2 separate regions of the Homo sapiens genome follow, and region 2 is linked to region 1. A link is a loop called in an ENCODE intact Hi-C map of the cell type or tissue named here. Cell type or tissue: PC-9. All regions are shown on one strand. Each heading gives the region's core, and the rest is flanking DNA. Links, peaks and the distances in the headings are about the cores only.

Region 1 (2,918 bases), core at 99-2,598:
CCTTTACTATCTTGGGCCTCAGCCCCTTTGTCTATAAGACAAGGCCAATAATCCTACCTACTTTCTGGGCTGTGCTGAGAATTAAATGAAAGGATAAGTCCTCAGAGGGTGTGTCCAGCCCACAGTAAATAATCAATTTGCTCTTGCAGTTGTTATTCATGCGTGGATGTTCCTGCTCCAACTCTGGCCTCTCTAACCCAGCACTAGGCCTTGGGCTAAAAGCCTTCAGGAGAAAGAATGTAACGGCAGGCCAGGGACGAGCCCAGCACTCAGATACTTCCTACCCCACTCCTGCGGGTGGGAAGAAGCTCTAAGTGCAGGACCCAGGAAGGCCAGGCTGCAGCACAGGCCCCAGGGCAGGACCCAAGCCAGGCCCGGAACGCCCAGGAACACTTCCTACCCCCAAGTTAATAAGAAAACCACAGCATCTATTTTTTTTAACTGACACATAATTGCACATATTTATGGGATACAGAGTGACATTTCAATCTATGCATACAACGTATGAGGATCAGATCAGGATAATTAGCATTTCCATGCCCTCGAGCATTTGTCATTTCTTTGTGTTGGCAACATTCAAGTCTTCTTTTCTGGCTATTTGAAAATGTGCAACAAATTGCTGCTAACTATAGTTACCCTACAGAGCTATAGAATACTAGAGCTCATTTCTCCTGTCTAGCTGTAATTTTGCGTTCATTCACCAACCTCTCCTTATCCTCTCCTCCCCCTTTCCCTTCCCAGCCTCCAGTTCCTGCCATTCTACTCTACTTCTAGCAGAATCTCTTCTTGCCTTCAGAGCCCCTTCCCCCAAAAGAAGCAATCAAAAACACCATCCAAATAAGGCAAAAAGCTGTGCCGGAATTTGCATGCAGAGTGTTTATATAGATTAGAACATCTTTGTTGACTCGCAGCTTAAACCTCTGAGGCTTTGCAGTTCATCAAAGTTTAATGTTCTGTTTCACGATGTTCCTTGCCGTGGTTAAGTGGCTCCGTCAGCTCTTAGAAGGGAAACTTCCCCCTTCAGGGTACATTTCCCCTGCCCTGAGCCCAGGAGCCCCACTGCTAAGGGCATCTGTTCTGTTTGCTTTTGAGAAGTACAGATGTGAGTAGTCACCAACTTGAATCTTCTGTTCATCTGGCAGCTGGGCAGCTGGCTGATGTAACAGCTGCAGAACACGGAGTCTCCCAGAAGGGAGAAAAAGAGAAAAGAAAAAAGACACACATAGCCCAGGATGATATGCCACCACTCAGAGGCCTCCAGGAATTGGATCTAAAGAATCTCACTCCACATCATTCCAGCCAGAGTGGAGGCCAGTGGGATGCAGTTGAGCTCAATCCACATTTGTTGGGCCTTCACTGGGCAGCTGGTGAGAGGAAGGTGGCGGCTTAACAGGATCATTAGGAAATGGTACACTCTAGTTGGGAGTAGAAGGCTCTTGGATGGGGAAGAGCTGGCTCTATCGTGAAGGAATCTAAATTGCAAAGTGTTCACAGGTATCACACATGCCTTATCAGAGGACATGACCAAGGTCTTCATTTGTAGATGCTCAGATGTCACCTAAGTTAAGTGAACTGTTGGGGTCAACCTACAGACACTTCTTGTGTATCCAGTGAGTTTCCTGCACTGTGCAGGCACAGGAGAAAGAATAGGCATTCAAGAAGCATTTGTCTATTTTGAGTGTGTGTGTGTGTATGTGTGTGTGTGTGTGAGAGAGAGAGAGAGACAGAGTCTCGTTCTGTTGCCCAAGCTGGAGTGCAGTAGTGCAATCTCAGCTCACTGCAACCTCTGCCTTCCAGGTTCAAGGGATTCTCCTGCCTCAGCCTCCCAGGTAGCTGGGATTACAGGCAGGCACCACCATGCCCGGCTAATTTTTGTATATTTAGTAGAGATGGGGTTTCATCATGTTGGCCAGGCTGGTCTCAAACTCTTAACCTCAGGTGATCCACCTACCTTGGCCTCCCAAAGTGCTGGGATTATAGGCGTAGCATTTCACTATGTAATGACTACCTCAAACCTTACACTGAAATTAACTCATATTTCATAATAATATGATTAAATAAGGAGAAGCCAGCATAGATGCATGTTAATCCAAATTCAATCCCATCTGATTATCTCTCTGCTCCCTCAGTGGTCCAAGCCACCTTTGTCTCTCACCTGAGTTATGGCAGTCACTTCCTAACCAGTCCCCCTGTGCCATACACCTCATCCCTCTTTCAATTTATTCCCAACACAGCAGCCAAGGAAATCTTCTTAACAGGTAAGTTGTATCACGTCACTCCTGTGCTCAAAACCCTCATCTCGCAAAGCGTAAAAGCCAAAGTTCCTCCAATGAATGACTTCCAGGGCCCTGTGTTACTTGTAGTGGAGCCATCTTGGAAGTGGTTCTTCCAGCTCCAGTGGAGCCACTGCAGCCAGCATCATGTGGAAAAGAGATGGGTTTTTCTTTGCTGAGCCTACAGAAATTACAGAATCATGAGTGACTAAAAGATTGTTATTTTTGTAAGCCACTAAGTTTGAGGTGGTTTGTTACACAGCAATAAATAACCATTAAGCTTTCACATTAAGGCTGGACGTGGTGGCTTATGCCTGTAATTCCAGCACTTTGGGAGGCCAAGGCAGGTGGATGGCTTGAGCCCAGGAGTTCAAGGCCAGCCTGGACAACATGGCAAAACCCCGTCTCTACAAAAAAATAGGAAAATTAGCCGGGCATGGTGACACACACCTGTAGTCTCAGATACTCTGGGGGCTATGGCAGGAGGATCACTTGAGCTCTGGAGGAAGAAGTTGCAGTGAGCCAAGATGGTACCACTGCACTCCAGCCTGCGCATCAAAGCAAGACTCTATCTCAAAAAACAAACAAAAAACAGATTCACATTAAAAAATAGTTCATTGCTAAAAACAGTCAAAAGACATTATT
Region 2 (2,918 bases), core at 125-2,624, 93 kb after region 1:
ATGTTTATGGAAGGCAAAGAATGTTAACCCAGAATGTTGGATAGTACAGCTAGATGTTGGTTTGTACATTCTAAGTCATTTAGAATATTGGACAGAGTACTGAACTACTACTGTACTTTTTCCTTCATTTCTTGCCTAAAAAGGGCAATAGTGAGAAAATGACTTTAACCAAAATATTCAACAAGCATTTATTAAGTCTGTGGTACAAATAGCATTCTGCAGAAAGCAGTCCTATTAGACCCAAAGGAAGCAGAAGATGAAATACACACGCCTGACAATTTAATAGGGGATGGAGAATAATAAACATATAAGCCTGAAAGAACCAGAGAATGATTCCGTAGTAATACTAAAATTTGTGGCATACTCTTCCCCCAGATAACCACAGGCTCATTTTCTTACCTTGTTCAAGTCTTTGCTCAAATGTTACCTTTTCAGTGAGAACTTCCCTGGCCACTCTCTATATAAATTGTACCAGTCTACTCCACAAACCCTGTCTCTGTCCCCCGTTCCTGTTTACTTTTCCTTATCACCTTGTAGTTAATTACATAATTTTGTTTTTCAACTATCTTATTTTCTTATTTATTTATTTATTTATTTATTTGAGATAGAGTCTCGCTCTGTCACCCAGGCTGGAGTGCAGTGGTGAGATCTAGGCTCACTGCAACCTCCTACTCCCTGGTTCAAGCGATTCTCCTGCCTCAGCCTCCTAAGTAGCTGGGATTACAGGCACATGCCACCACGCCCAGCTAATTTTTGTATTTTTAGTAGAGACGGGGTTTCACCATGTTGGCCAGGCTGGTTTCGAACTCCTGACCTCAAGTGATCGCCCACCTCGGCCTCCCAAAATGCTGGGATTACAGGTGTGAGCCACTGTGCCCGGCCTGTTTCTCAACTATCTTATAACTCCACCCTATCCACTGCTGAATAAAGCCTTCATAACAACAGGGGAATTGTGCATTTTGCTCATTACTAAATCCTTAGCAGGTGATAGAGTACCTGGCACATAGTAAGTGTTCAAAAAAAAACCTTGCTTAATCAAGTATCTAATATGTATGTCAGACTACTTATTAGTGCTGAAAAAATTCAAAATAAGTAACCTTTGGCAATGTTAATGAGAAAAAGTTTATTGGAAGAAGGGATGTGTGTGCTTTTCAAGCCAAAACAAATTGATTTGATCAAACATAATGATTACAACGTAGGTTTTGAGTTCTAGACCAAACTCTGCCTCTATTTAGCTATGTGACCTAAATAAGATGTGTAACTTTGTTTTTTTGTGGATCTCTGAAGGTATTTATACCTGGGCCAAGAACTTATGTCTTTACATGGATTAACATTTAAAAACAAAAACAAAAACACTTCTAACAGAATTACAACTTTTTTTTCTTAGCTTCTCCTGGCCAAAGCAGCTATTCTTGACCATGCTTTATACCATGATCATCTTTGGTGATGCAATTTAGGAATGACTGGCCTTAGGCAAATCAGTGAAAGAAAGTTCCCTCCCAATTGCAGTTACTGGGCCCCATTTCTGCCTTCTCCAGGCTCTCATGATGCCCTCTAGCTGTTCCAGAGCTCTCTGGGGCACCCAGCCAGGCTTGCCTGCTCCCAGTGTAAACCATACTCAGAAATTATGTTTTCCTGTCCTTTGCTCTCCAAGCAAAAAGCCTGCCTCTTCAGTCTCCTGCCAGTTAGGACTGGATCCTGATGAGCTAATTCCCTTTAGGGTGAGAATGACAGATTGTTGGCTAAGCTAACCTTCTGTTTTCCTCACCACCAAAGTGAAGCCCAATGCTAAAGAAGGAATTGGAAGGGAAGGGAACTTCCAAATATCCAGTGCCTAGAATCTGCCTGAACTTTCAATATATTCAATCATTTTATCCACAACCAGGTAGATGATATTTACTCTCTAAGGAGCTGAAGTTCATGAGAGGTAAAATATGGACAGGTTCCAAAACTTTCTGTATTATCACATCAGCACACTGAATAAATGAGCCCAGAAATAGAATTGTGGATACTATTGCAGACTTCTGGGGCAATATTTTGGGGATTGAGGAAAGAGGTCCTTTGTGGCATCCTGTATCAGCCACGTAAACTCTGGCTGTGACCTTGAGTGAGTAGGCCCTGTGACCTTCAATAAGCAATTTAACCTCTCTTATAGCTTCGATGTCCTCATCTGAAAAATGGGGAATACTAATAGTATCTGTAGTCATTATTTCCTGCTTGTAACAAGTCGCTCCACAAATTAGTGGCTTAAAACAATAGTCATCCCTATAGTTCAGGAATTCAGGAGTGCCTCAGGTTGGGTAGTTTTCATTCAGGGTCTCTCATGAAGTTGCAGTCAGATGTTAGCTGGGGTCTGCATTCATCTGAAAGCCTGACTGGGGCTGGTGGAACCACTTCCAAGGTGGGGCACTCACATTGGCTGACAAATTAGTTCCTTTCCACATGGGCTCTCCACAGTACTGCTTGAGTGTCTTGGCAAAATGGCAGCTGGCTTCATCCAGAGCAAGCAATTCAAGAGACCAAGATGGAAGCTCAATGACTTTATTCCTAACCTTGGAAATCTCACAGCATCACCTATGTGATAGTGTATTAGTCACACAAGACAGTCCCTAACTCAATGTGGATGGGACCACACAAGGGCCCTTTTGGAGATTTCTGCAACAGTATCTCTATTATCAGGAAGATTAAATGAAACAACCCATGTTAAGCCCCGTACATTGTAAACACTGACTAACCGGTAGCTATTATTACAATGGCCCTAAAGTGCTCAATGCCTGCCTATACTAAGGCTGGTGCTGATTCTGATGTCTACTCTGAGTTTGATTTTATTGGATTTTAACAACAGACTCCCTTGTGAAATGCTTGAGCCCACATTAGAACCCAGTAGGAAGAAGCCAGAAAGCCGTAGAGCTCAGGCA

Evidence for each region. A loop is a pair of places that touch in the nucleus more often than their neighbours do. Peaks named below come from ENCODE experiments on the same cell type or tissue, not always from the same donor. Only the 100,000 strongest peaks of a DNase experiment are listed, where the experiment ranks them.
Region 2: it touches region 1 in a loop (3.0-fold over the local background); 2 of 110 quality-filtered maps call a loop at or near these places.

What each region holds. Positions count from the first base shown.
Region 1 is chr4:26,141,080-26,143,997 of GRCh38, forward strand. It overlaps a transcript of RBPJ not described here. Among named protein-coding and RNA genes, the nearest start is that of LINC02357, 72 kb to the left of the region's middle. In PC-9, for the core only: no CTCF peak of the experiment used is centred there; no DNase peak of the experiment used is centred there.
Region 2 is chr4:26,234,110-26,237,027 of GRCh38, forward strand. All of the region lies in intron 1 of LOC124900690 (a long non-coding RNA gene), which reads right to left. It also overlaps a transcript of RBPJ not described here. Among named protein-coding and RNA genes, the nearest start is that of RBPJ, 85 kb to the right of the region's middle. In PC-9, for the core only: no CTCF peak of the experiment used is centred there; a DNase peak (open chromatin) is centred at 1,602; H3K27ac peaks cover 1,097 bases.